3 separate regions of the Mus musculus genome follow, and regions 2 and 3 are each linked to region 1. Evidence: chromatin loops called from intact Hi-C (ENCODE). Cell type or tissue: left cerebral cortex. All regions are shown on one strand.

Evidence for each region. Peaks named below come from ENCODE experiments on the same cell type or tissue, not always from the same donor. Only the 100,000 strongest peaks of a DNase experiment are listed, where the experiment ranks them.
Region 2: it touches region 1 in a loop (9-fold over the local background); 14 of 42 quality-filtered maps call a loop at or near these places.
Region 3: it touches region 1 in a loop (2.7-fold over the local background); 8 of 42 quality-filtered maps call a loop at or near these places.

The regions. Positions count from the first base shown.
Region 1 is chr17:8,386,381-8,394,380 of GRCm38, reverse strand. T2 (brachyury 2) reads right to left here. Exons shown (of 11, transcript NM_001161832.1): 2 at 4,971-5,045; 3 at 3,339-3,477; 4 at 2,070-2,170. It overlaps Gm16702 (predicted gene, 16702), which reads left to right and starts at 4,913. Exons shown (of 3, transcript NR_045795.1): 1 at 4,913-5,393. In left cerebral cortex, CTCF peaks have their summits at 4,676 and 5,749; DNase peaks (open chromatin) are centred at 4,688, 4,889 and 5,730; H3K4me3 peaks cover 1,146 bases.
Region 2 is chr17:8,458,684-8,466,683 of GRCm38, reverse strand. No RefSeq gene overlaps it. Among named protein-coding and RNA genes, the nearest start is that of T, 28 kb to the right of the region's middle. In left cerebral cortex, CTCF peaks have their summits at 3,009 (motif pointing left) and 4,894 (motif pointing right); DNase peaks (open chromatin) are centred at 3,010 and 4,924.
Region 3 is chr17:8,593,042-8,601,041 of GRCm38, reverse strand. It overlaps a transcript of Pde10a not described here. Among named protein-coding and RNA genes, the nearest start is that of Gm46585, 140 kb to the left of the region's middle. In left cerebral cortex, a CTCF peak has its summit at 3,075 (motif pointing right); a DNase peak (open chromatin) is centred at 3,078; H3K4me3 peaks cover 348 bases.

The DNA.
Region 1 (8,000 bases):
AGTCGCTTCTGTTTTATAAGTTATTACACATCTTGAGTTAGCTGAAGCATTAAGTGACCCTTCCTGTCATAACAATATGCTCTGGGGGGGAAAGGGGAGTGTCAAAGCCAGCCTGGCCAATCACCCCCACCCTTCACCCCACCCCCTTTTTGAGACACAATCTCATTACATAGCCCTAGCTGTCCTGGAACTCACTCCACCTGCCTGCCTTCCGAGTGCTGGGATTAAAGGCGTGCACCAGTTGTTAATAAACAAAAGAGAACTCCACCCATATTGATCTGAAACTCCCTTACCTTCCTATGGGTCCTCTTTTCTAGTCTCTGAAGCTACCCTGGATAAAGAAAGAACCATGTAATGTATATATTGGACTACTGTCTTAGTTCCAGTGGATAACATAGCATATCACAGGCTGGATTATTTAAATGGCAGAAATCTGTTTTCTCATAGTTCAGAAGGTGGAAGTCAGAGATCATGGAGCCAAGAGAGTAGGTCTTAGGGATGGAGACAGCCACTTCCCCACTACGTGCTGGCATGTAGAGGATGGGGAGAGCAAGCCTAACCAAGACTCCCCTTATGAGGTCGTTCCTCATAACCTCACACCCTCACCTAAACCCAGTCACCCCCCACACACTGACCTCCAAACCACTTCTACAAAGATGATAAAGATGGTGATTGTCTTCAGCTGTTGCCCGTTTTTACCGCTCATTGAGAAAACCACCTTTCCTGAACTCTACGAGTTATTTTGTTTCAAAATTGCTAGACGCATCTGTGGTCTATAGTCAAGGGCCCGTCTGTCCTCTCCAGCAAATGCAGTTGGTAAGTAAATTAAACCTTCAGCCAAGTTCAGCCACCTGACAGACTGCCCCTCCTCAATATGGTCTGTGTAGCAAATTTAAAATGGGTGCTCCTTGCGCCTGAGTGTGAAACAGTCTTCCACCAGAGTGTGGCTCAGCTCTGCTCACAGACTGGGCAGGGTAGAATGTGTCTAAGTGTGCTGGCTGCCTCTTGGGCTGAAATAGCTTTCCAGTAGAGAAGTTCAAAACTCAACAGGTTAAGTTAATAAGATTATTTGAGCTGAGTATAGTGGCACCCATCTACAATCCTGGCATTTGGGACACTGAGACAGGAGGATTGCAATTTTGAGGTCCAACCTAGGGCTATGTAGCCCCTATCTCCAAAAGGAAAAAAAAATCAAAGTTCACACAACCATCTGTGGTTGAAAACAATATTCTCTGTAACAATTCAGTCTTCATGCTTATCCTCCAGAGCGCTTGATTCCAGGACCTTTGCATGTGGGCTCCTCCTACAAGGACCTTATTTATCTATTTATTTACTTATTTATTTGCTTGTTTTGTTTTGTTTTTTTGAGACAGAGTTTTGCTGTGCAGCCTTGGCTGTCCTGGAACTCACTTTGTAGAATAGGCTGGTTTCAAACTCATAGATCTGCCTGCCTCCCAAGTGCTGGGATTAAAGGCCACTCTGTGCTACCACCACTTGATTTTAAGAGGCCCTTTTAGGCAGACATTGTTTCTGTACCTCTAGGAAGACATGACTGGGGGGGGGGGTCACTATCCAAACCACCTGTTAGGGAGCAAGGTCAAAAGTCAAGTTCAGATTTCCTTCCCCAGGACGAGGCTTCTCCATCACCATGACAACATGAGCTCCATGCCCTCCCCCACCTCGGTGGACAGAGTCACAGTAAGTATGTATTCAGTTAAAAGTAACTCACACTTTTCTTGCTAACCTGTCCCCTTCCCTGAGTCATTTCAATTCCATGTTTTGTTTTGTTTTGCTTTGTTTTTCTCCCAAGATGCACCAGGAAGACAGGAATCAAGAGCGTCCTTGTTGTACATTCTTCAAATGAAATTAGGCAGGTGAGGTAAAAGTATCAAACTCCAAAAGTAGTAAGAATTTCAAAATGCAGGACACTCCAATTGCTTCCCTAAATGGTTCTTTTACTGCTAAACAAACAAACAGGACTGTAATGTAGTAGACATGAAACATTTTTTCCTTAGTAGAGAAAAAAATGCATTGAAAAAGTGCATTTTCATGCTGGGAGAAACTCTTACCTGTGTTCCCTGGCGTGCCCCACTGTCTTGATCACTGCTGACCAGCATCTCGGTCTCCCTTCTCCTGGAAGCAGCTGGTGGCCAGGGCCTGGGATTCATCACTGGGGAGAGAGACTAAAGGGTTATCAAGAGCCAAATGTGTACTGTATAAACGTCCATTATCCTATATGCAGGCACAATGTGAGCTTGTGTTGAGATGGGCTGCTTAAGGTTAAAATTCCAGCTCAGGGCTTGAGTAGACTGCTCCCTTAAATATAAAACTGGAAATTTACAAGCTTTTTATCTATGCAAGACTTACTTCTGAATTTCAGCCTTCATTTATCTAATTGGTATATCTATATGATATTGGATATTTTTACTTATGGAGCTAAGTGTGGCATCCTACAACTGAATCCCTGGTACCCAGGAGGCTTAGGAGGAACTGCCAACAGAAAGGGCAGGGGTTTGAGAGCGGCTTGCTGCATTACATATGGAGATCTTGTCTTTCAAAATGCTTGACGTCATAGCGCAGGGGCTGGTAGCAGACTGCAAGTTTGAGATCAGTTTGGGCAACCTAATAAGACTGCCTCAAAATGGTTATTGTTGCTTTTGTTTGGGTTTTGTTTCAAATAAAGAGCTGAGGATGTGTTAAAATACTTGTCCAACCTGCTTGTAGACCTGGGTTCAACTGAGAGCTCCTGGGTCCAATTAAGATGCAATAAAAAAGATGCCACTGCTGTGTGTGTGTGTGTGTGTGTGTGTGTGTGCACGCATGTGTGCATGTCTGCAGGTGTGCACATGTGGGGGTGTGCATGCATATGTGTGTGTGTTCAGGTGTGCATGCATGCTTGTGTGTTTGTGTGTATGTGTGTATATGTGTGTGTGTACAAGTAAAGATTTGTGTGAAGGCCAGAGATTGTTATCAGGTCTGTCACAATCACTCTCCACCTTAAAAAAAATAGAGTCTCTCACTGCCTGGGAGTTCACTAATTCAGCTAGCCTGGCTGTACAGCCAGCCTATGGATCCTTGCTCTCTGTCTCCTTGATGTGGGGATCACAAGCTCCACTCCGCACCTGGCTTTTACATGGATGCTAGAGATTGAACTGAGCACCTCACGCTTGCATAGCAAGCACCTCACACTTGCACAGCAAGCACCTCATTGGCTGAGCCGACCTCCCAGACCCACAGGGCTCTTTTTAAAATAGAGATAATGGCTAAGGGCCAAGAAGACAAACTGCATGCTCAAAGGGACAAAAACCCCCAAGGGATCGGGGAAGAAATATCCATACACTTAAGTTTTATCTTCTGGAGCTTTTCTTTAGTTCCCACTCCAAGAGCTTCCTCCTGAACCAGTTTCCAGAAATCCTCGTCGTCGCTCATGTTCTTCAAGATCCCACATTTGGTCAGCTCGTTTTGCAACCCTATAATCTTTTTTTTTCCAAAGAGAATGGGCATATAGATAAGTTCTTTTTTTGGCTTTGTTTTTGTTTTTAAAGCTAATTAGTAGCAGCCTGAAGTTAACTCTAGCAGATGCTTGGTTGGGAGGGGGGCTGGTCTGAAGGCAACCAGAAGAAGTGCGCTTCTAACATCATCTGTCCTCTGTGACACCACTCTCTATCCTAGTTGCGACACAGGCGCATGCTATTTGCTGTGCTTGCCAGTTCAGCAGAAAGGAGGCCTTGGGATGCTTCCCCATTCAAACATACTTCTGCTTCATAGGTGCTGGTGTCCATCTCCAGGACCACTCTTAAAGGAGTCTCAGACACATGGAGGAACAGCTACCGTTGACTATTCTGAATGGCTTTTATATGTGATTCTAGCATCAAGCAACCAAGCCCAAAGCTGCTTAATGGAAAGGCCATTCCAAAGTCACTTTCTGTGCAGAGATTAACCCCAGGACTTCTGGGACAGCATTGGGTAAGGGAATCTCTTTGAGAAGCTGGCAGACACAGAGCTTAGCTGGAGTTCATGACTATTATGAAATATAATGCAGAGAGGGAGGTACCTGGTGGGCCCATGCCAAGGTATGTCCCTGAGAAATTATACCAGGCTGTTAGAGCTGGTATAAAGGGGCCTTACTGGGAGAAGAGAGAGGAGTAACACCTGGGAAGGGTAGAGGCAGTAAGCGAGTCTGGAGGACACGCAGAGAGAGGCACAGAGAAGGTGAGAAAGGGGATTCCGAAGACAGAAGAAAGGGGGAGAGAGAACGCCTACAACAGAGAGAGCTGGGTAGTCTTTTCATACAGAGCCCGCACCTGCGCTCCTGGCATTAGACAGAGGATGGCGTAAGTCACTGCTAGGTCCCTGAGAGGAGCCTAGTGGAGTGGCCTATGAACTAACAATGCACCTGGCACAGAGACCATTAGGTTTGATCTGATCTGCGGTGGGCCTGAGATTTAACAAATCCAAGAGTGAAATAAAATCGGCCATGCACTGCCCTCTAGCTACAGGTTAGTGTTCATTCGTTTCGTTTTGGATGACCAAAACGCACCTTGCATTCCACAGACACCGCCCGACCCCCATCTAACTCCTGATGCAGAAATGGGAGGCAGGCTATGCTAATTTTTTTGTGGAGACTATGGACTACCTCAGATTCAGGCTGTGGCTTTCTAAAGAAAGAACTCTTACCCCCTCTACAGGAAGTGGTAAAAGGAACAGCGCTGGGGGTGGGGTGGGGGTGTTGCTTACTCGAGCTTTAGATCCTTAGAGAGGCTCACCGGTGTATAGAGCTTAGGTAGAGGTGTTGGGTCTCCCTCCCCTCTGCCTGTTGGGCAAGTGATTGGCGGTTGTCTCTGGTGGAGGGATTTGTGACAAATGCCCGCCTGGCACAGCAGGAAGCAGCGCCCCCTTTTCTGGGCCTTTGGGATGCTCAGCGTGTTCCTGCTCTCAGGAGTACACGTCTTACCGGGATTCTGTCTTACCAGGTAGGCGTTGGACCTGGAAGGGAACCTGGTTGAAGCCTTGGGCGGGGATGCTGACCAAGCTTCGGGCTGCGACTGCAAACAAGCAAAGAAAGGTGGTGGGCAAGGCGAGCGGTGGCCAGGAACAAAGCCTCAGGCAAGGAAGAAGTAAACAAGCAACCACAGGAAGCCATTAAGCAGAGTGGGCGCTAATGAGTGCGCGGCGGGGCCCTGCGCACCCGCCCCGCCAAAACCACCGGGGACTGCCTCGCCGGGCAATTTGGAGCCCTGAGCCCTGCTGGCAGGCTATAAACCTGTTTGTAGTCTCCATCGGTTCCCCCTTCAAGTTTGTGTCGTTAGGGGTGAGGAGGAAAGACCATCGGATGCTGTGATCTCTTCTCAGGACCTGCAGTTGCAGGGGGCAGATGGGCTTCCAACTCCAAGGTAAAGGACTGCCTTCCCCTTACCCCCCAACACACCCTTTGCTGGCCACCGTGGGAGACCGGAGGTGTTAGGTCCACCTTCCAGAGTCTTTTGAAAGGTTTCTCCTTTTAAAAGAAGTCATTTGACTTCCCGAACGTTCCTCAGTTTCTGCCAATTTGTAAACCATGCTTTCAGGTTGCTTAAAGGAGCTTGTCTAAGAGATTTCCAAATGCTTACCGCCGGGCTAGAATTCTTCCATGGCAGGCCCAGCCTCTTACAGACGCTGTAGGGGCACCCTACTTCTTGCGCACATTTCGAGCATCCTCAAGGATGCAGGTCCTCGCACCTTCTTGTCCTTACAGCAGCGACACCCAGCGGCTATTCTTCGCACCTGAAATTCCCAGGCCTGGGTACCCCGAACCTTAGCCTCACAGGTCCTTCTCAAGGACATTTTCCCCAGACCACACACAGAGAGAGATTTAGGAATTCCCAGCCTTTGAAGCCCTCGCATCTGAGATGGTTCAGGAAGTGTGTGGGAAAACCAGTTGATAAGTTTCAGGAGGGCTCTAGGTATGTCTTAGAATCGCTTAAAACTTATGATCGTTTATGGGAAGATGGGGGTGTGTCATATAAGAAGATCACTGTAAACACCTTATTCATATTTAAAGAGCCATAACAAATCACTTTAAACGACCCCAGTAGGAACTGTGGTAAAGAGTGGGTGTCTCCTAGGGTCCCTGAGTGAGCCTGTGCACACATACCTTGCTGGGTCCTTGAGTGTGTGCATATTTGCACACATGCCTTCGCTTACATTCCTGTCAATACATTTTGCTCAATGAAAATAAATTCAAATATATTTTCATTTGTACATTTCATGTGCCATGCACTGAACATTAGAACAGCATATTATCAGTTTGTAATGGAACTCCTGACATTAATTTTAAATGAACCTGCAAGAATTTAATACAGGACACACAAACACATACACACACACACACACACACACTTTTGAATCTACAACTTTTCGAATTCTTGGGTTCAGTGCCTTCTTCAGCCCCTAATTCAGCTAAGAGACATAGTTCCTATAATTTTACTTAAGATATCACAGTACAGGTGTGTGGTTTGTAATAACTCAAAGTGCTTAGAATTCTTAAAACATCAGATTCCCTACCTCACCCCCATGCAAACTTATAGGGACCATACTCTCCCGTGGTCCACTTTCATGTGACCAGGCAAGGAACAGAAGAATAACTACCATCCAAGAGAAGGGTGTGCCTCCCCACCTCCCCCTGCCCTCCTCTCCTTTGGTTGTATACTTTTGACAGGTTCCCTTCTCGTTTGTTGTGTAAATACAACTATACAGGCTGTGGGCTGTGGTCTTGTGGGATGATAACCTGTTTTACATTATTGGTAAGCATGATTCACCCTTTCTCTTATTGACCACAATGTAGTCTTCATATACCAACTCCTTTAAACTCCTTTTCTCATTTTGGTTAGTTCTTGCAGAGTCTTATACAATGCATTTGGGTCATATTTACCCCACCCCCTTTTCTACCCACTCAACCTTCTGTGTTTTTATTTTTTAGTTTTTGTATGTTTGTTTTAATTCGTCAAGTACACTTTATGCTGCCCATACACTCATAGAGCTATGGCATTCACTAGAAGCTGGCCTACTCTCCAGGGGCCGCACCCTTTGTCTTGGCACAGCAAGACAAAGACTTTACTGCTGTGAAGAGACACCATGACCAAGACAACTCTTTTTTTTTTTTCCATTTTTATTAGGTATTTAGCTCATTTACATTTCCAATGCTATACCAAAAGTCCCCCATACCCACCCACCCCCACTCCCCTACCCACCCACTCCCCCTTTTTGGCCCTGGCGTTCCCCTGTACTGGGGCATATAAAGTTTGCGTGTCCACCAAGACAACTCTTAAATGGACAACATTTAATTGGGGCTGGCTTACAGGTTGTGAGGTTCAGTCCATTATCATCAAGGTGGGAGCATAGCAGCATCCAGGCAGGCATGGTGCAGGAGGAGCTGAGAGTTCCACCTCTTATTTTGAAGGCGGCTAGGAGAAAACTGGCTTCTAGGCATCTAGGATCAGGGCCTTAAAGCCCACACCCACAGTGACACACCTACTCCAACAAGGCCACACCTCCAAATAGTGCCACTCCCTGGGTCAAGCGTGTTCACAGGAATCACACCCTTAAAACTGACTCTCTCTCCAGGCAAAGATCAGCGCCAGTAGCCTTTAGCTAGGGGCGGGAGGGACTACATGCCACCTCCTCTCCTCAATGCTGTAATTTTGTCTGAGCCCGAGTTTTGTGCACAGCCTCAACGGCTGTAGATTCTTATGTGCAGCTGCTCTGCTGTGTCCAGAATGCATTGTTTCTGTGTGGTCGTCCACCACCTATGGCTCCTGTAATCCTCCTGCCCCCTCTTCCTTGGGTGGAAGGGTTGTGATGAAGGCATCCCACCCAGGGTTAAGCCTTTCTGAATTTCTTATTCTCTGCACATTGGTCAGTAGTGGCTGGCTGTTAGTTGATTGCCATAAAAAGCTTCTCACATGATAGCTGACCAATCTACTAATCTGTGGGTGGCTTTCCAAAGGAAAGTCATCTGTAGG
Region 2 (8,000 bases), 72 kb before region 1:
AGAGTCAGCGGCCTGTGCGTGGTCCCAGGCCTCTGGGTCTACAGGATACCAGCCCATTGCTGAGACATGCAGGGGCTTCTCAGGCCTGTGGTCAATGCCATGAGGAAAGAACAGAATCTCCACTTTTATCACTTCCCAGATGCAGAGGCAAAGGATCTATGGAAAGCTCTAGAAGAAAAGATGCCAGGTGGCTGGAAGACAGAAAACAAGACAATCAGAAACATTTGAGGGCAGGATGAGACAGCATACAGCTAATAGTAGTAAAATGTCTCTCCTCCTCCTCCTCCTCCTCCTCCTCCTCCTCCTCCTCCTCCTCCTCCTCCCCCTCTCCCTCCCCCTCCCCACCCTGTCCTCTGAGTCTCTTTCTGTCTCTCTCTGTCTGTCTCTGTCTGTCTGTCTGTCTCTGTCTCTCTCTCTCTCTCTCTGTCTCTGTCTCCTCTCATATGCTTTGGTTGAGATAAGCTTTACCCTGTAGCCCATGCTGGTCACCTACTTGAAATCCTCCTGCCTCAGCTTCTCTAGTGCTGGAGTTACCCTAATGATCTCCCTGACATTACGTACGTGATCCCTGATATTTATTACGGGAGTGATCTCTGACATTCTTTTTCCCCCTAGGAACACTTTATATCTGTCTAGCATGTGTGAGACAGCTTCACACCGGTGACAGGAAAATTTTTCTATTTTCTTTATTTTCTGAGGGATTTACAATGAGCCTGTCACATGGCTTCTTTCACACAGCTGAATGTGCCCTTAAGTTCATCATGTCTTAACAGTGGAGCACAGTTGCCCACAGTGTGGGGTCGCATTAACAGAGCAGTGTGTGTCAGACCCAGAAGCCAGAATCCCCTGTCTCACTGCTCTTGTGGGACTCGTCAATTTTCATTCTGTTTGTTTGTTTGTTTGTTTTGGGGGGTGTTTTGTTTTGTTTTGTTTTGTTTTTGAGACAGGGTTTTTCTGTGTAGCCCTGGCTTTCCTGGAACTCACTTTGTAGACCAGGCTGGCCTCAAACTCAGAAATCCGCCTACCTCTGCCTCCCACGTGCTGGGATTAAAGGCGTGCACCACCGCCGCTGCCACCACCACCCGGCTGTCAATTTTAATTCTTAAAACAACTCTGAGAGCAAGTGCTGCCCCTGCCTGGAGAGAGCCGGGCCCCTGCCTGGAGAGAGCCGAGCACAGCATATTTTGTAGCCCCAGGAAACCATTATCCTAGCTGTGCAGAATAACCACCCTGTGTGCCATTGTGTGGGGAGACCATCCAAGAGTGATGTGCTGGAGTGGGCACACATGCAGTAAGTATCCAGTGATGTGGGTGATCTCGCCTTCACATCTGTGTTGCTGAGCCGCAAAGGCTCCATACAGGTTTGGCTTTGTTTAAATCTCAAGTCCCTCCCTGCCCATTTGTCCAGCCATGGTAACATCACAGATAGTCATACTATTTACAGTTTGAGCTTTCCACTACTGACGCTGATTTTCTTCCTTGTCAATTTTCCTTGACTTGGGATCACCCGGGCTGGAGGTGGGGTTGTCTATGAGGTATTTCCAGAGAGGTTTAACTGTAGAGGGAAGATCTACTCTGAGTGTGAATGGTACCATCCCACGGGCTATGGTACTAGCCTGACTGTGGACCCTGTGAAACCAGCCGCCCCATGCTCCTGCTGCTGTTCTGACTCCCTCACAACGGTGTGTTGCTCCATTAGACTGGGGTCAAACCAAACCGGTCCTTCCTAAAGTCTCTTTTGTCAGGGGTTCTGCCACAGCAATGCACCGCCAAAGACATCGGCACAGGTTCTGAGGGAGCAGTGTTCCCTTCCCGCCTGCCTCTGCTCCTTCCATGCCCATACTTCTGTTAGAACTGGCCCACCATCTGACACCAGTCTGAGTCCAGCTCTCCTTGGCCTCCTGCAGTCTGGCTTTAAGTCTTCCAGTGGGAATGAGATAGAGGTATCCTGGTGACAGGTGTCAATCTTGCACCCCTACAACTCTGATGGCATGGAGCACCTCTGGGCAGCCCAGCTCTCAGTCCTCCCCTGCAGACTCCCTGCTCCTGGTCCTGTTCTGATTAAAGTCATTCTTCCACCAGACTCCCCGGGGCTTCTCCCTACTCTGACAATCTCAATCTCTTAGAAATCAAGAGAATTCCACGGTATTCTGAATTCCTCTGAATTCGTCTTGGGTAGCCACCGTCTAGGGTTTGGTCTTGACCCTGGGAGCCGATGACCCACAGGACTCTGGCAGTTCCCCCACACAGAGGGCAGCACAGCTCTACCCAGACGGGACATGCCAGAGTTCTTACCCCTCTCTTCTAGGCTGACCTCCTGTAGCTTTCCCCAGTCACAAAGCACATCCCCCCAAGGTTCCTCACCACCATCCCAACCAAGGCTCTGACCACTCCTCTCTCCCCCATATCCTCACAACAGAGGTTTCTTCTCTTCAGACAGCAGCAAGACATACTTCCCTCAAGGCAGCTCCCAGAATCCTCTCCTGCCATTCATTCCCATCATCACCTACCAGAGACTCCGCTCTGTCTGCTCACCTCCAAGGCTCTGTAAAGAACTCAATCCAGGTCCCTGCCAGACAAGTTGGTCTCTAGAATGCATAGTTGTGGGGTTAGAGAGATGCTGGCCCAGCAGTGAATAGCACTCGCTGCCCTTGCAGAAGACACAGATCCACTTCCCATTACCTACCTTACAACCATTGGTACCTTTAACTCCACGGGATCCAATGCCCTCCTGACCTCTGAGGCATAGGCATGCACATGGTGCATATACATACATGTGGACAAAACACATACATAAAATAAATAGAGAATGCCTGATCGTGTCCTCAGGATATTCTGCAGTATCCCTTCCTTCCTGCTCAGGTTTCCCAGAAGTCTACCTGGCACACCACAATGGCTGAGAGTATTAGCCCAACTAGACGAGCCAGCAGCCATCACACTCCAAAGACTAAAATTATTAGCAAGACAAAGCCCTGAAGGGCATGACGCTTCACAAGACAGGCTCACCATCGCCATCGTGTGGCCATATGAACTTCTGCAGCTTTGGGCCGGCTGTACTGTATTTAACCTGGGAACAGAAGTTTCTGATAAGCAGCCTCTCGATACTACTGCAACACACAAGATCCAGACTCTGGTTTTGTTGCCAGGCAGACTGAGATGTTTTGTAACTCCTTATCTCATGTGCACCTGCAGTATTTAAAGGAACTCCCAGGTGTCTCTGTGTTGTGGATGCCTGCTCAGTCCGCTGAGGTCTTAATTTTCTACGATGTCCATCTCGGAGCTGTAGGAACATTCTATTTCCCCACCTTCCTCCCCTAGCTGTCACTTAAGTTTACTCTCCCGACTGTCTCCCGGGCCTACCCGCTGAGTTCGTAACTTCGGTTCCACCCGTTTATATTCCAGATCTACATCTTCATTTTGGGACTAGCTGAAGCCTTGTGCACACAGCCTCAGCCTCCTGAATGCTGGGTTACAAATGTGTGCCACCACATCAGGTTTACACACAACTTTTTTTTTAATTGAGACTTATTTCCTGTACAGAAAATATGGGCTTCATGAGTCCATTCTATACCACATATCAGATGTAACAGTTTTCTGGTGGAGTATTTGGGGGGGGGGGAATGGAAGGTCCCCCCCTCCATTATAGAATCATATCACCAGCAACTAATGATACCTTATCTTTTCCTTTCCTGTTTGTATCTCTCATTTCTTTCTCTTGCCGCCCCCCCCCCCCGGACTTTATAAGAGATGCGTTCAGGTTTTCCCTATTTAGTACAATGGTCTCTGTGGGCTTGTCATGTAAATTCCCTTTATTACATTGAGGTGCGGCCTTTCCTTCTCCTAGTGGTCCAGGTGTTTTATTATGAGAGGATGTTGACCTTCGACCTGTCCTGTACCTACTGAGATTATTATTTGACTTTAACTCCTTCCTGTCCTCTTACGTTGATTGTCTTTGTCGGTCCATCTTTGCATCCCTGGGATGACACCAGCACAGCCATGGTGTGGGGATGCTGTGGGATGCTGTGGGATGCTGCTTTAATAATTGTTGTTCAATTCTGTTTGCAACTTTCAATTGTTCATTTCTGCATCCATCTCAGACGTGTGGTTCTTGAGATTTTGGAGTTTTGGTTTTGGTTTTTGGGTTTTTGGTTTGTTTGTTTGGGTTTTTGATTTGTTTGAGACAGGGTTTCTCTGTGTAGCCCTGGATGTCCTGGAACTCTCTCTCTCTGTAGACCAGGCTAGCCACAAACTCAGGGATCTGTCTACCTCTGCCTCCCAGGTACTGGGATTAAAGATGTGCACCACCACTGTCATCTTTGGGATTTAAAATTTTATTTTTAGTTATATATATGTGTGTGTGTGTGTGTGTGTGTGTGTGTGTGTGTGTTTGTGCACCCAGGGACAGATATCCATGGAGGCCAGAGTTGCAGGCAAGTCGGAAGCCACCCAGTGTGCATGCTGGGACTTGAACCTGAGTCCTCTGCACTTGTAACTGCTGGGCCATCTCTCCAGCACCTACGGTTTTCTGTTGTCTCCTTGGTTCGCTTTGGTGTCAGAGAAACACTGGCTCTGTAGAAGTACTTCCTGGCATTCTTTATCTTTCCTCACGTAGCAACCTGAGAAGCACCGTGTTACTCTTTAAGGGCTGACAAAATTGAGCAGCTATTCTCTGCAGGCTCGGGCTTTTTGCAGCTGGGAGACTACGCCTGTGTCCATCTCAGTGATCATTACCCATTTGTTTAAGTTGTTTATTGTATCTTTTGATTTTAACTTTGGTAGTTTATATATATTCAGACTTTATCTGGTTCTTATAAACAGTCTCAATTTATTGGAATTTAAGGGGGGTTTTGTGTTAAGATTTATTTTATGAGAGACTGCCACATGTGTGAAAGTATCTAGGGTGGCCAGCAGAGGGCGACAGATGCCCCGGAGCTGGAGTTACAGGCAGCCAAGGAAACTCTCCTTGACCAGGGTTGCTTTTTGAAGCTGGCTCTGTGTGTGTAGTAACAGCTGATGCATACCTTTCACCTGATGCTGTTCGTCCTCCCTGTCAGGTTGGAGTTCTCTGTAGACGTTGCCCTGAAATTATTCCATTCTGGCTGAGCATCCTCTAACAGCCCTCAGCTCTCAGGTGCTGGCCCCAGCTGCCCTGGGTCACAATGTCCACCATATCTCCTCATTGGCACCATGGTGAGTCTTTTTTTTTCTTCTCCTGCACGAGTATTTTGTCTGTGGATCTAAGCAACTTGTATTTATAACCACTGCTGGTTTTGACCGATGCTCTGGGGATCAGGATATTCCAGTGGACAATCTCTGAGGCAGATCAAATAAAAGGACCCTTGCAAATCAAGTATTATTCAAGGAAACTACCAAATATCCTCAAGCTACTTTCAAACTTCGGCAGTGATGTGTTCAAGTGTTTCGTGGGCTTTTTTAAAAAAGACTTTTGTGCATAACTTTCGGTGGGTTCCTGCTAACAGTGTGTGTTCTCCATTCCTCTATCCTCCTGCCAATGAAAGCCAGCTGTCCAGGTGAAATGCAAAAGGTGTACTGTGAAGTAAACACAAGCTACAAAATCATGAAGAAGAAAGCATTAGAGGAACTCCATGCAGCCATGCATCTGTGCGATCAAGCAATCAAATGACCTTCCTGGTTGTCTTTACCAAGGATTCCAAGCCGATAAAATGAAGAATGGTTATTTTCAGCAAATAGTGCTGGGACAGACAGATACCCATTGCTTACAGGATGTTCGGATCACTTCCACACACCACACAAAAATCAACTGAAACAGACACATCTACAGTCAAAATATAAAGGCTCCAATCTCCTATGGAAAACACTGAAGTAAATCCTCACGACTTGGGCAGTGGTGTCTTAGACACCAGAAGCACAAGAAACAAATGGGGAAAAAAAAATCTCAGAGTTATGAGATGGTTCAGGAATGAAGACGCTTGCCATACAAGTATGGCGCTCTGAGTTCCATCCCTGGAACCTACATGAATGTGAGAGGAGAAAACAAACTCCAAAAAGTTATCCTCTGACCTCCACACTCACACTGTGGCGCACGTGCACACACAATAATAGTTAATTGTATTTATTTTAAAGGGCTAGAGATGTGGCTCAGTGGTTAGGAGTACCTCTGCTCTTCTAGGGGACCTGGGAGTGATTCCCGGGACCCAAAGGCTGCTTCACAACCATCAGTAACTCCGGTCCCAGAGAATCTGGCACCTTCTTCTTGCCTCTACAAGCACCAGGTACCACATGTGGCACACTGACATACGTGTATATTCACAGACAAAATACTGAAGGGGAGAAAAATGCCCATATGTAGGGGGTTGGTCCAGTGCTGCTATGTATTCAAATACTAAATCCTGGCCCCCAAGATCTGACTGCCCCCATGAGGATATTCTCACATCCACCAGCTTTTGTTGTGTGAACCTTGATTCCCCCAAGTTAATTGGCTAATAAAAGACTAAAGCCTGCGATTGGGCTATAGATAGAAATGGGCAAGTTTTCAGTTACCTGGCTAGGGAGAAAGAAGAAAGGACATCAAAGGAGGAGGGGACCACCGTGAGAAGAGATGGACCATGAGCACGTGGCAGGAGAAACCACAAGTGACAAGGGACATATGGCTGGGAGGTAAGTTAGAATAGCTCCTACTCTGCCCAGTCTAGGCTTACAGCTTCTAAATAAAATACCTGGATTGTATGGGCTAGCTAGAACTTATATATGTTTTTCATACCCATACATAAAATTTTCTTTAAAAAAATAAGTTTTAAAGAAAATTAATAAATTAGACCTTGTTAGAATTTAAAACCTCGTACATCAAAAGAACCCTCAGGACCGGTGAGCTGGCTCAGACAGTAAAGGCAACCTGAGCTTAACCCGCCTTGAAGGAGAGAACCAACTTCAACAAGTTGCTCTCTACCTACACACACACACACGCACACACACACACACACACACACACACACGTTTTTCATTTTTTAAAATAGACCACCAAAAAAGAAAAATAATAAACTATAAAATCAGAGAAACATTTGCAAATCATATGCCCAGTGAGGTATTTTTACTCAGAGTATATAAAGAGTCCTGAGAACTCAACAATAAAACCAGGTTTTCAGGTCAGTAAAGGGTTTGAATGGGCAGCCATTCCTCCACAGGTAACGTAGACACAGCCACTAAGGGTCCAGAGAGACATCAGTCTCACTGGCCAATAGGGCCACACTATCAAAGCCAGGGTGATGTGAGACCCAGGTACACTGGCATCATCATTAGAGCGAAGGAGAAAGAATTCTGGGTGAGGATGTGTGTAAACCAGAACCTCCTGCGTTGGCAATGGGATGAAAAACAGAGCAGAGCTTAGAAAAAGCTCTCAGGAAATATTAAACAGTCACTGTTTGGCTCACGATCTCTACTCCTAGAAATAAACCCAAGAAAACGGAAGGTAAACATTCACACTCACGTAACAATCTATACAAATGTTCACAGATACAATGTTTGTGATGCCCCAAAGTAGAAATGGCTCAAATCTCCATCCAGGGGAGTTGGAGACAGACAAAATACAATGTATCCATGAAGTGAAATACTCAGTAGTAAGACTAGGTGGTATTCCATTACATACTACAATTTGAGCAAATTTTGGAAATGTCAAAAGAGAGAGGCCAGTGACAAGAGACTATATACTAGATGATTCTGTTGATGAGAAGTATCCACAATGGGTATTGTTTTAGTTTGGTCTCCTACTGCTGTGATAAATGTCATGACTAAAAGAAACCAGTGCTCATTTCAGCTTACAGTTGTAGTTTGCCCTGAAGCGAAGCAGGGTCAGGAACTTGAGGCCGGAATCTGGAGGCAGGAACTGAAGCAGAGACCATGGAGGAACATTGTTTAGTGACTTTACTCCCCATGGCTTGCTCAGCCTGCCTTATATACCCCAGTGCCCCCTGCCCATGAATAGCACCACCTGCAGTGGCTTGAGTCCTTCCTTAGCAATTGGC
Region 3 (8,000 bases), 210 kb before region 1:
AAGAAAAAGGAGAAGAAAAAGAAAAAGAAAAAGGAAAAGAGAGGCCCTGTTCCAGGACATGATCACAGGAGTTACAAGGCACTTAAGTGCTCACGGCACAGCCTCTAGTGCCATCAGACACCATGCAGGCGGGGACTTGATCTTTGACAAAAGATCTCTGGTTGCTGACTCAGGGACCTCAGCGGTGGTAGTGTAGCTCCCCAGGACCCCTTTGTTCCCAGAGTGCAGGACACAGCAGAGCACAGCATAGTGTTAGTGTAACATGAGCAACGGAATTAGAACCAGCCATTAATATCATCCTGCGTAGAAAACCAAGCTGAAGAAGAAGCTGCCAGATACATCTAATTTAATATTGAATTGTATCGGATGGGTATTTTACCTGAGTGTATGTCTGTGCACCTCTTACATGCCTAGTGCCTACACAGGCTAGAAAAAGACATCAGATCCCCTGGAACTGGACTTACAGACAGACAGTCGTTAGCCACCTTCTAGGTCTTCTACCAGAGCAGTCAGTGCTCCTAACCATCGAGCAATCTCCCCAGTTCCAAATAAATCTAAATTTAAACCCTAGTGCTGGCGTAGCTAAGACCGGGTGTTTCTACTTTCAGCTAAACAAGGACAAGCTCGTTGCCAGGCCTTCCCCTGCAACTTTATCCAGGCTCTGGACAGCCATAGTTGTAGTCCTACTGTGCTCAGACTGTCAGTAGTCTGGCAGCCTCTGGTTCTGCCTGTATAAATGCATGCAGGTGCTCTATGGTGAATAGCATAGCACATGGATCTTCCAAAGCAGCATTTGATTCTTAATAAGCATTTAAGAGGAGAACCACACACTCCCCACTCTGCACGTGGCTGCAACATCTCCCAGAGTGTATTCCCAGAGATCTAGGTGGCATCTTTCTGTACTGAACCCAAGGCCTCAAGGCCCCATCTCCCATTGCACTACCCTGGCCCCAGAGAAAGCTATGGGGCTTCGATTAGCTGCCTCTCTCTTCCCAACCGGAGAAGCTGAACCACAAGAGGAAGAGAGGCTCATGGATTAGTGCTGGACATTCAGAGAACGATCCACCCCAAGAGGACACTGGGGCTTTTGGTTTTCCAAGCTCTGTATGCACTAGGGTATCTCAGGGCAACTAAGAGTATGGCAGAGCCTGAGCTTGACTTGAAGGAAGGGCCTGCTGCTGACCCATGCTCCTCGCTGTGACCCCAAGAGATGATGGCGGGGACTGTGGCTTTGGTTTTGGGCCATCCGTGTTATCTGTGGCCTCGGGAACCTGCACAAATGGCTGGTGGTGCAGGATCCAGTATATGTGGAGACTGAATTCCCTCCCAGTGGCAGTGGCTTGGCACAGTAGGAGGTCATGCTGTGTGAGAGTCACAACCACAGTGACTAGGGGCAAAAGAAACTGCTGTCTCCTTCTGCCATGACCTGAGGTGTGGTGCCTTCTGGGAAATATTGCATAGCAGGCTAGGGTGAGAGGAGAGGGGCAGGGGGAAGAGGGGCAGGCATATAAAGTGGGTTCCTCTTCCCCAGAGCTCCCCATTGCCTGGTGGGATAAATATGTTGTTGATTTCTAGAAGCATTTTATTAGGGCATATTAACATAATGTGTAATATAATGATAGGCTCATATGCCACCTCCTTACAAGTATGCAAGGCCCTTCGGTCCTGTTCACCCTCACTCCCTACAGAGCCCTTTCTCTTCTCTTCTCAAATAGCCCCATTCTGCTTGTTTCTTCATTCCTTCTGCCTTAGTTAGGGTTTTACTGCTGTGGACAGACCCCATGACCAAGGCAACTCTTCTAAGGACAACATTTAATTGGGGCTGGCTTACAGGTTCAGAGGTTCAGTCCATTATCATTAAGGTGGGAACATGGCAGCTTCCAGGCAAGTGTGGTGCAGGAGGAGCTAAGAGTTCTACATCTTCATCTGAAGGCTGCTAGCAGAATACTGGCTTCCAGGCAGCTAGGGTTGGGGTCTTAAAGCCCACCCCCACAGTGACACACCTACTCCCAACAAGGTCATACCTTCTAATAGTGCCACTCCCTGAGTCCAGCATATACAAACCATCACACCTTCCTTCCTTCCTTCCTTCCTTCCTTTTAAAAAAAAAAGATTTATTTATTTTATGTATATGAGTACACTGTGGCTATCTTCAGACACACCAGAAGAGGGCATTGGATCCCATTACAGATGGTTATGAGCCACCAGGTAGTTGCTGGGAATTGAACTCAGGACCTCTGGAAGAGCAGCCAGTGCTCTTAATCACTGAGCCATCACTCCAGCCCTTCTTCCTTCCTTCCTTCCTTCCTTCGTTCCTCCCTTCCTTCCTTCCTTCTTCTCTTTCTTTCTCTCGTTCTTCTTCCTTTTTCAGTGTGGAGTCTGTAGGTGGAGAAGCATGTGATGTTTGTCTCTCTTGTGTTTCACTCCACTCTACTTATATCTATTTTTGAGGCTAATTGGTCTCCTATCTATCATTAATGAAGGACCCCAAGAGCATGAATGCCAGGGTGCCAGTGTCTACTCCATGAAAGGCTCTGACAGGGGCACAATAATGTGACCCTCCCATAGTCACAGAGCTGGGTGGCAGCAGGCTGGCGCTTCCTCTTCTGTTGGGTCAGCCCACTGAAACTTTCAACTGCAGCCCTGGATTTTAAACAACCTGCACACAACCCCTTTGGTCAACTTGAACCACCTGCATTTGTTCAAATCACACACAAAAACCTCAGGTGATATAAACTGTGTGCTCCTGATACTACTGGGAAGTTTAAGTGAAGTGTCCTTTGAAACCCTGAAGGAGGAGCCCAGACATGAGCCTGACTAACAGATCAGATTAACTGAAAACCATCCTGGTCTGTGCTCTGTTGAAGCAATTATTACACACATCCTAAACTGAGGGAGGTTGGGGGATAATTGGATACAACAGAGGAATAATTTAGGGGAAGGATACCAACACAGAGGGAGGGCAGACCCAGGCAGACCGGGCTTGTAATTACCCAGTTGTTATGTGTCCTCAGATTGGGAGCAATTACAGAATTCTACAGACTGTGTAATACGGCCTATGCAGCTGTGAACCACTAGGTGGCAGCAAACAGCAGATAAAGACGTCTGCCAGACACAGACTGACAGTCAGAGGTTATGCACATTCTTAAATGTCCGTCAACATTTCATCAAGTCCATTTGAGATGTCAGCAAGGACTAAACGGAGGATGTAGCAGAGAAAGTGTCACCTAGCCGGTAGGCAGCTGCGCTGTAAAGGTGAAGACAGACAGAAGGGTAGCCTCTTGGGAACCACCTGGCAGTGGTCTCAACCTGTAGGTTGTGACCCCTTTGGTGGCTGAAGGACCCTTTCACAGGGGTTGAATGTCAGATATCCTGCATATCAGATATTCATATTAGGATTCTTAACAGTAGCAAAAGTACTCTTATGAGGTAGCAATGAAACAATTCTAAGGTTGGGGTCACCACACTATGAGGAACTGTATCAAAGGGTCCCAGCATTAGGAAGGTTGGGAAAGACTGCTCTAGAGGGAAAATGAGAGCCACAAACTTCTCAAACACAAGCCAGTGCTGTGAATGACAAGCCTGCTTTCCAAAGTCCCTGTGTTATTTGGCTATACCCTCTCAAAACACCCCCACTTGAGAGTCAGTAGTCCACCAGACAGAAATGTAAATGGCCCACCATGCTTCTCTCACTTCCCTAAGATCTATACATGCATAGTCTATATAGATACACATGTGTCTCTGTGTGTAGATATATCATGTCTATGTAGATACATGCATATCTCTGTGTAGATACATCATGTCTGTGTGTAGATACATACATACATGTCTATCTGTGAGTGTAGATATATCATGTCTATGTGTGTATGTATCAATACATCATGTCTGTGTGTGTAAATATATCATGTCTGTACATGTAGAGCCATTATGTCTGTGTGTGTGTAGAAACATCATGTTTGCGTAGATACATCATGTCTGTGTAGATACATCATGTGTGTGTGTGTGTGTGTGTAGAAACATTGTGTGTGTATAGAGACATACATGTTGTATATGTAGATACTTCGTGTCTGTGTAGATACATGTATGTCTCTGTGTGTAGATATATCAAGTCTCTGTGTATAGCTATATCATGTCTCTGTGTGTAGATGCATACATGTCTGTGTGTATATATATCGTGTCTGTGTGTGTAGATACATCATGTCTGTGTGTAGAGATATCATGTCTGTATATAGATATATCATGTCTGTGTGTATGTAGATATATCATGTCTCTGTGTGTAGATATATCATGTCTGTATGTATAGACACATCATGTCTTTGTGTATAGATTCATACATGTCTGTGTGTGTAGATACATCATTTCTCTGTGTAGATACATCATATCTGTGATACGCCAGAAGATTTTTTGAGAAGTAAATGGAACATCCTGTTAGGCTCCATCAGGGTACGATACAAACTCCAGTTAAGTAGCATGTGTGCTTACTTATCCCCTCAATACATATTGAGGGGTCTATAATAAGCTTTAGCTATGCCAAGGCAACTGTAAGGACAAATGTTTTCTCTGGCAAAAATTATAGTGTAGAGGGTCTGAAAACTGCCACCAGGCAAACAGAAAGTGTTAGGTACACGTGCTTCCGAGTGCTTCCAAATGATTGCTAGAAGCAGGCTTGGGAGCTATGTGGTTGGACATGCTTGCTGTCCTGGGGGGACCGATGACCCCCAGGAGGTAAAGAGGAAGGAGTGTGTGGACAAAAATAGCATCTGGTCACTCCCTAGAAAATCTGTAGTTAAGGCTAGCCCTAAGATATAAACTAAACATGAAGGCTGAAAGTGTCCAATGCCAGCCCTCATGAATGCTTGAAAACCCAGAACAGAGAGCCTTTGTAGATAAATACATCCCCCATTCATGTCTCCTGGAGCCCACAGATAGACACCTCTGTCGGAGTGTCATGAGATGGCAGAGGTTCTGAACTACAGAGTCTCCATCACTCTGGTAATTCAGAAATGGACATACAAGGTACAGTATTCAGTGGAGTTTTAAATAAATAAACATGTGTTCATCATACTTGGAGACTAAGTAAAAACATGAAAACGTAAGCAAGGTACAGAAACTATCCCAGAATACCAGGGAAACTTAAAACTAAACCAAATCAATCTGTTAAATAATCAAGTAATAATCAATCCATAGGTCCCACAGTGGATTAGACGTAGCTAAAGAGAGAATTTGTAAATGGAAGACACACATGGAGTCATGGCGACTTGCATGTTTTTCTAGAAATGATCCCACCATCAGAGGATATAGAAGGAGTCCTACAAGCTGGTCAATTCCTCCTGACTCTCAAAGCCTCAGAAACACCATCTTCAGCACTTGTCAGGACACCCCACTGGCCACAACTGTGTGGACAACCTCGTCAGAAGAGCATACAGACTCCTAGGTCGCCTCTCATCTGCGGCTCTAGTCCCTTGAGCTCAGTCTACTTGTGTGGCATCTCTATTCCCAACTCTCCCAACTTCTTAAACAGTTTCATTCTGTGACATAGGATGCAGAGTTTGGCTATTTCCATCACCTACCTGTCTCTGTATTTTCCTTTCATTTTTGTCCCACAAGGAACAAAGCTCCTTATAGAGGAATGAGCTGCCCAACCCACTACCTAATCGGTGACTTCCCTCAGCTTTTTTCCCCTAGATCCCTGCTGTCTGTTAAGACCTGAGTGCTAGGCATCAATTGTGAAAGATTTTTCTCTCCCATTCATGTGTACAGGTAAACCTGCCTTCTCTATTTTAGGTGTGCGCTCATTAACCTCATTCTAGTTTCATTTGCAGTCACTGTGTTAAATATACAGACCCGTCATTGTGAGGAAGACAAGGCAGGACCTTCAGGCAGCTAGTCATATCATAGCCACTGATGAGTGGACTCAGAGAAAGCTTCTATGTTCCCAGGCTTGGCTCTTTGAAGAGAGAACATATGGTCTCTCCCTAGAAAATCTGTGGTTAAGGCTAGCCCTAAGATATAAACTAAACATGAAGGTTTAAAGTGTCAGATGCCAGCCCTCATGAATGCTTAGAAAACCATGTTTACTACCTTGTTTACCGTGTTCAGTTCAATTCCTCCACTCTTACACTACTTAGGAATCCCTGCCTAGGGAATGATGCCACCCACAATGGACTGAGTTTTTCCATATCAGTTACCTTAATTAAGACAACCCCACAGATATGCTCACAGACAAACCCAGTGCAGACAGTCCCTCAGAAACTTTCTTTCCTGCTGACTCTAGGTTATATCAAGTTGACTAAGCTAACCATCCCACTTTGCAACATTCTAAGTCATTTGTATATGCCTATTTTATTATTTTTCCACTTTCCTATCTCCACCTTCTGTGACATAATGTCCACGATGGCTAAAATCTTTGCTTTGTTTTCTGGACAGAGTGTGGCTCAGAGGAAACATCCCATAAACATGTAAGAATACACAGTTCATGTTCTAACAGCTGTTCAACCAGAGACCCTGAAGGAGAGGAGCTCAGACACAGACCAGCTAAGTCTTGAATATTTGGCCAGCATCACTCCTGAGACAGGAAATATAATTAACCACAGGCTGAAGAAGCAAGCAAGCAAAAGCCTGATATTTTCAAGCATGGCAGAGCTCAATCACTCAAAAACCCTCTAATGAGCTCTCAGCACCAGCAATACAACATCAAGCCAATCAACACTCCAGAATTGATGAGGGAGGGATTTATGCAAATTTAAGCCAATAAACACTCCAGCTTGGGTGAGGGCAGAACTTATGAGACCACTCATAATAGCTGAGGAGCTATTGGCAAGTGGTGGCTGCTGAGGGCAGGCTAAGCAGGTGCCATTTCTCTTCCAGGATGTGAACTATAGTCAATTGTCCATGTTCCTATGGATGATCCAACACCCATGGGCATGCAGGTAGAATAAATTGGATTATATTGTTTAAAAGAAAAGAACATGAAGGTGAGAATGATTGGAGGATCTGGGAGGAGTGGGGGGATTTGTGTCAGTTATAATCAAGATAAATTGTATACCTATATGATATGAAATTATCTGAGAACAAGTTAAAATATTCTAAAATGAAAGATCTTCCAGCACAGCCCTCTGTGTGCTTGCGCTCTGTGTTCTTTTTGGTCCTAGGTTCCACCATGTCTTCCAAGAATCCGCTGATAGACTGCCAACTACACATTCCTCAAACCTAACTAGCAAAGTAGATTTTGTGGGGATAGGGTTGACCTTTGGAGATCTCCATCAAGAACAGATGTCTAAAGGGCCTGGTGGCACATGCATGCCTCTCATCCCAGCACTCAGAAGTCAGAAACAGGAGGATTTGTGTTTGAGGCTAGCCTATGTTACATAGCCAGACTCTGCCCCCAAAGGCAAAAATAAATCAACAAACTAAGATGATTTGTACACAATTTTTCCAAATGCAGAATCCAGGGTATGAATTGCTATACTAAGAAACATAGGCTTCGGGCACCTGTCAAGAGAGAACGCTTTTGAGATGGCTGGGTGTGAGTTCACGCTGCTGTTACAACTAACAGCCAGCTACTTCCTGAGTTCACATGCAACAACGCGCCCCACGACATACATCCTCACAGCTTCCCAGTGAAAACATGCCAGTGTCAGAGAAACCAATGGTTCTGCCAAGCCCTGTAGCCTGGATACCCACAGCATATATTCATATAGACATCAGCACCAGGAGGGCCATATCCTTCCAATACACCTGCCATTATTCATATGATACTCCTGAGCAGGAAGTCCGTTCAAAACTTGCCCCTCCCCAGACCTCGTTTGCTCTTACTTCCACAGAAAGCGGTCTGAAAACTTTCCTCAGTTTGACCTGAGCAGCCTCCGCCCAGGGTTGAGCTGCTGCTGGACCTAGCTTCCCAGGAAGGTAGGCATCCCTGCATGTCTGTGATCACGTGCTTGTTGTGTATTTGCTCACTCCATCCTCCCAGTTCACCCGTCATTCATCTGCGCCGGTTC